2 separate regions of the Homo sapiens genome follow, and region 1 is linked to region 2. A link is an interaction called in ENCODE POLR2A ChIA-PET data of the cell type or tissue named here. Cell type or tissue: A673. All regions are shown on one strand. Links, peaks and the distances in the headings refer to the core of each region. The heading gives the core; the rest is flanking DNA. Region 1 overlaps P2RX7 (purinergic receptor P2X 7). Region 2 has its middle 12 kb from the start of OASL.

Evidence for each region. Peaks named below come from ENCODE experiments on the same cell type or tissue, not always from the same donor. Only the 100,000 strongest peaks of a DNase experiment are listed, where the experiment ranks them.
Region 1: POLR2A ChIA-PET joins it to region 2 with 13 read pairs; 2 of 35 experiments call an interaction of 5 or more read pairs at or near these places.

The regions. Positions count from the first base shown.
Region 1 is chr12:121,179,385-121,182,302 of GRCh38, forward strand. P2RX7 (purinergic receptor P2X 7) reads left to right here. Exons shown (of 13, transcript NM_002562.6): 12 at 970-1,071. The region is part of intron 2 of LOC105370032 (a long non-coding RNA gene); the gene reads right to left. Among named protein-coding and RNA genes, the nearest start is that of P2RX4, 29 kb to the right of the region's middle. In A673, for the core only: no CTCF peak of the experiment used is centred there; no DNase peak of the experiment used is centred there.
Region 2 is chr12:121,049,378-121,052,295 of GRCh38, forward strand. No RefSeq gene overlaps it. Among named protein-coding and RNA genes, the nearest start is that of OASL, 12 kb to the left of the region's middle. In A673, for the core only: no CTCF peak of the experiment used is centred there; a DNase peak (open chromatin) is centred at 1,554.

The DNA of each region.
Region 1 (2,918 bases), core at 189-2,688, 130 kb after region 2:
AGCTTCTCTAGAGGCTGAGGCAGGAGAATCGCTTGAACCCAGGAGGTGGAGGTTGTGGTGAGCCAGGATTGCGCCATTGCACTCCAGCCTGGGCAACAAGAGCGAAACTCCGTCTCAAAAAAAAAAAAAAAACAAAGACGATTTCTTTGTCTTTCCCTCATCCAAGAACATGATTGTCCTGTTCCAGCAGCTGATGCATAATTCACTGTCCATTGTATATGCATTCACAATTTGAAATAAAAGTTCATCTTTGCAGCTAAAACTAATCACCACTTCATGGCCCAAGATGAGATGAAATTTAACAAACATGTAAATAATTTAAGTTGCAATAGTACAAATTTCTGGAGATACTGAATCTAGAGTTACTGAAATTGACAGAATACAACAAAGAAATTTTATGCAGCAACTGGGGGGTCCAATGTAAAAACATTAAGCAGTAAGCTGTGGCTGTGTTGAATTTACAAGTTAAGATGCATGGGGTTCCGCCTGGCGTGGTGGCTCACTCCTGTAATCCCAGCACTTTGGTAGGCCAAGGCGGGCGGATCAACTGAGGTCAGGAGTTCAAGACCAGCCTGACCAACATGGAGAAACCCCGTCTCTACTAAAAATACAAAATTAGCTGGGCATGATGGTGCATGCCTGTAATCCCAGCTACTCAGGAGGCTGAGGCAGGAGAATCATTTGAACCTGGGAGGCGGAGGTTGCAGTGAGCCAAGATCATGCCATTGCACTCCAGCCTGGCAACAAGAGTGAACTCCAACTCAAAAAAAAAAAAAAAAAAAAGCATGGGGTTCCATTTCTGATTTATCTTTAGACTCAGAAATCATTAATTCTTGGTTAATGAGAGTTTTGAGCCAGCTTGTTCAATAGTCTATCATTTGGCAAATAGGAATTACAGTTGCCTTTAGATAGGCAATTCTTGATAATTCTGTACAAAAATGGGTAAACTTTCAAACCATCTTTTCCTAGACATTAAAGTATGTGTCCTTTGTGGATGAATCCCACATTAGGATGGTGAACCAGCAGCTACTAGGGAGAAGTCTGCAAGATGTCAAGGGCCAAGAAGTCCCAGTAAGTTAAATCATTTTGTCTTTTTTTTTTTTTTAAGAAAATTTACTGTTAAATATAAACACATCTAGAAACTTGTACAAATCAAAACTGATGGATTTTAACAAAGTAAACATACTCATATAACCGGCACTCAGATTAAACAATTGAAAATTACTAGCAGGAGTCCCTTTTATGCCCCCCTCCAATCACTACCCTCTCTTTCTCCTTTTTTAATTTTTAAAATTTGGCTGGGCACGGTGGCTCACACCTGCAATCCCAGCACTTTGGGAGGCCAAGGTGGGTGGATCACTTGAGGTCAGGAGTTCGAGACCAACCTAGCCAACATGGTGAAACCTCGTCTCTACTAAAAATACAAAAATTAGCCGGGTGGTGTGGTGGCACACATGTAATCCCAGCTACTCAGAAGGCTGAGGCAGGAGAACTGCTTGAACCCAGGAGGTGGAGGTTGCAGTGAGCCGAGATTGTGCCATTGCACTCCAGCCTGGGTGACAGAGCAAGACTCCATCTCAAAAAAAAAAAAGAAAAAAATGTATATTCTTAAATTACAAACGAGGTCTCACTATGTTGTCCAGGCTGGTCTCAAGCAGTCCTCCCACCTCAGCTGTACCAAGCCCACCAACTGCCCTCTCTTAAAAGTAGTCATTATCCTGTTTCCAAAGATTAATTTTACTTTGGCTAGAATTTTCTAAAAACTGAATCACGTAGTATGTAAGCGGTATATACGCGGTTGAGTGTCTGGCTTCCTTTACTCAACATTATTTTTGTGAGAGTTGTTCATGATGCCATGTATAGTTCATTCTCATTGTATAATTCTGTTTTATAAATATCCAACTTATTCAGCCATCCTACTGTTGATGGACATTTGGGTAGTGTCCAGTTTGGGGCTAATGCCAATAACGCTGCTATGCTCAACATATGGCACTCTACTGGACAGTTACCTAAGAGTGGAATTGCTGAGTCATAAGGCAGACATATGTTCGGTTTTAGGAGATACTAACAAACGGTGCTGAAAAATGGTTGTTCACATTTGCACTCTCCCCAGCAGTTCTGGTTGCTGGGCATCTTCAATTTCCTAGGGCTGAATTACCACAAACTAAGTGGCTTAAAACAACAGAAATGGCCAGGCATGGTGGCTCATGCCTGTAATCTCAGCACTTTGGGAGGCTGAGGCAGGCAGATCACCTGAGGTCAGGAGTTTGAGACCAGCCTGACCAACATGGAGAAACCCCATCTCTACTAAAAATACAAAAAAATAGCCAGGCATGGTGGCGGGCGACTGTAGTCCCAGCCACTCAGGAGGCTGAGGCAGGAGAATGGCATGAACCTGGGAGGCAGAGCTTGCAGTGAGCCAAGATTGCACCACTTTGAGAGGCCAAGGTGGGCGGATCACCTGAGGTCAGGAGTTCAGGAACAGCCTGGCCAACATGGCGAAACCCTGTCTCTATTAAAAATACAAAAATTAGCCAGGCGTGGTGGTGCACACCTGTAATCCCAGCTACTCAGGACGCTGAGGTGGGAGAATTGCTTGAACCTGGGAGGCAGAGGCTGCGGTTAGCTGAGATCACACCTCTGCACTCTAGCCTGGGCAACAGAACAAGCTCCATCTAAAAAAAAAAAAAAAAAAGTCTTTTCTGCTCCTTTTGAAATATCAGTGAGTTTTCTTCTTTTTTTCTGTTAGTTGAATTGTACTGATTGATTTTCAAATATTAAGCCAAACTTGCATTCCTGAAGTAAACTCAATTTGAATGTGTTGTACTATTCTTTGTATTTATTGCTGAATTCCATTCACTAATATTTAGGATTTTTACATCTCTTCTTGAGAAAGACTGACCAAAGTGTTTCCATTC
Region 2 (2,918 bases), core at 211-2,710:
GCTACTAGAGAGGCTGAGGCAGGAGAATTGCTTGAACCCAGGTGGTGGAGGTTGCAGTGAGCAAAGATCATGACACTGCACTCCAGCCTGGGTGACAGAGCAAGACTCTGTATCAAAAAAAAAAAAAAAAATTATGAAGGACCTCCCCCTTCTCTCTCTTGCTCCTGCTCCAGCCATGATTGTAAGTTTCCTGAGGCTTCCCCAGAAGCGGAAGTTGCAATGCTTCCTGTACAGGCTGCAGAAGTGTGAGCCAATTAAACCTCTTTTCTTCGTAAATTACCCAGTCTCAGGTGTTTCTTTATAGCAGTGTGAGACCAGACTAATGCAGTCAATTCCCCTAATAAATCCCCTCTTCTTTATCTACACATATACCCTACTGGTTCTGTTTCCATGGAGAACCCTGACTAACACGGTCCAGTTGTACCTAATGTTAGCTTCCCCTGGACTCTTACGGGCCATTATATGCTATTTATTTTGAATTTGTATTTGTATTTTTAGAGTCAGGGTCTCACTCTTTCACCCAGGCTGGGGTGTAGTGGCACAATCATAGCTCACTGTAACCTCCAATACCTGGGCTTATGTGATCCTCCTACCTCAGCCTCCCGAGTGGCTAGGACTATAGATGTGCGCTTACCACACCTACCTAACTTTTATATTTTTTGTAGATATGAGATCTCTGTGTTGCCCAGGCTGGTCTCAAACTCCTGGCCTCAAGTGATTTTCCTGCCTTGGCCTCCCAAAGTGCTGGGATTGTAGGTATGAGCCACCGCAGCCAGCCCATTCTACTTATTTTTGCATAAACTATTTTGAATGGGGTGTCTGTCACTTGCAACCCAAAATGTCCTTATGTTCCAGGAGTGAATGGACTGGAAGGATAAATGGGCAGAAAATTGAAGGCATCCACTAGGGAGTGACTGGCAGGCTTGACCATGGGGTCTGGGCTGGATAGAAAGGCAAGTAAACCAGGGTGTAGAAGAAATGGGTCAGTAGCCCAAGGTCCTTCCTCCTTGAAACCTTAAGACTTCCTTCTCTGAATCTCTTCTTGGAGCTGAATGAAATTCACTGGTAGCCTCCTGGTCTCCCCAGTGATACTGGGCTCTTGCTAACTCATATCAGCCTGTTTTCTATAGGCCCCTAGAATTCCACAGAATTGTGACCGCCTCCCTGTTTAAAAGTAGGAAAACTGTGGAGGCCCGTCCCTGATCATTACCATAATTCATCTCCTTGCATTCTGGCAAAACAGCTCAGTTGGACTTCTGGGTCTTAGGGACTTTCTCCTTGTGATATCTGGAGCACCACGGAATAAAGCTGCATCCAGTTTTCAACCTACCCAAAGGACAGAAACTTGCACAAAAATTGTCTCAATGCCTAATATCACAACATTTTCTCCATCCTCCTTCCTGACTCTAAAGCAGGAGGGAGATAGCTCCTGGGGATTCTGAAACCAACAGGCAAATGGCAAATGTTGTCAGGGATAAACATGCAAATTTATGCATAAAATATGAAAAACGCCAATGGTCAGAACTTAATCACATGGTCACACCCAGCTGCAAGGGAGGCTGGGAAATGTAGTCTTTAGCCTTTGGCAATGTGCCTAACTAAAAATTCTATTGCTATGGAAGAAAGGGAGAAAGGATATTGAGGGAAAATAGCAATTTCTGCCACAGCATGCATTCTGTTTTTGCCATGTTGGCCGTGGTATAGAACTAAGAGTGAGGGAACTTCCAGGACTGGAAAGAATACAACTCTTTAGAATTCCCTCTACTCCAACACGAGGATATGCAGGGAGAATTTGGAGGGGGCAGTGGAAGGAGCTAATAACAGCTGGTAGCTGTTGCATTTAGTGAGCACTGTGTGTTAGGCAGTGGGTGCAGAATTTCACCTGTGTCGTGTTGTTCCAGACCTCATCCAATACCTCATTCAGTCCTCCTTGAATTCATCCATTCATTCAACATGTATTTACGGAGCTCCTATTATGTGTTAGCCACTGTGCCAGGCACTGGGAGACAGCGCTGAATAAGACGGTCCTCCATTCCTGGTGAGTTTACAGCAAAGCAAAGTAGTCGCAGCATGAGCTTTGGAGCCAGAGTGTCTGGATTCAAATCCAAGTGTATTCATTGTGTGAATGTGGAAGTCATCTAAACTATTTGTGTCTCAGTTTCCCCACCTGGAAAATGAGGATGATAATAGGACCTACATCCTAAGCCTACTGTGGTGCTCCGAAGAAGGAATAGATGGAAAGTACTCAGCCCAGCACCTGACACATAGTTGGTGCTCAATGAATGTGAGCTATTATTCTAATGAGAAGACAAATCTCGAATTGGAATTTTAATGAGATGAGTGTGAACAGAAAGAAGAGCAGGGTTCACTGTTAGCAGTGGCTAGAAATCTGGGAGCCATTCTTTATTTTTTTTTTTTTTGAGATGGAGTCTTGCTCTGTTGCCCAGGCTGGAGTGCAGTGGTACAATCTCAGCTCACTGCAACCTCTGCCTCCCGGGTTCAAGTGATTCTCCTGCCTCAGTTTCCCTAGTAGCTAGGACTAGAGGTGCATGCCACCACGGCCTTTTTTTGTTGTTTTTTTTTTGTACTTTTAGTAGGTATGGGTTTTTGCCACATTGGCTGGGCTGGTCTCAAACTCCTGACCTCAGGTGATCCACCCGCCTCGGCCTCCCAAAGTGCTGGGATTACAGGTGTGAGCCACCGTGCCTGGCTGAGTCATTCTTTTTCCCAGATTATTCAGTTGAGATATAACTCACAAACAATAGAGCACACAGGTTTGAAGTGCAGTGGATGAGGATGATGGCACTTGCCACCAGATGCCCCTTCAGGACTGGGGCACTCATTTCCCAGCTGTTGGGAGTGTTGCTGCTAACAGCTCCTAGTTGAGTCCCTGCCAGAGCATTGCCCTCAGACAATGG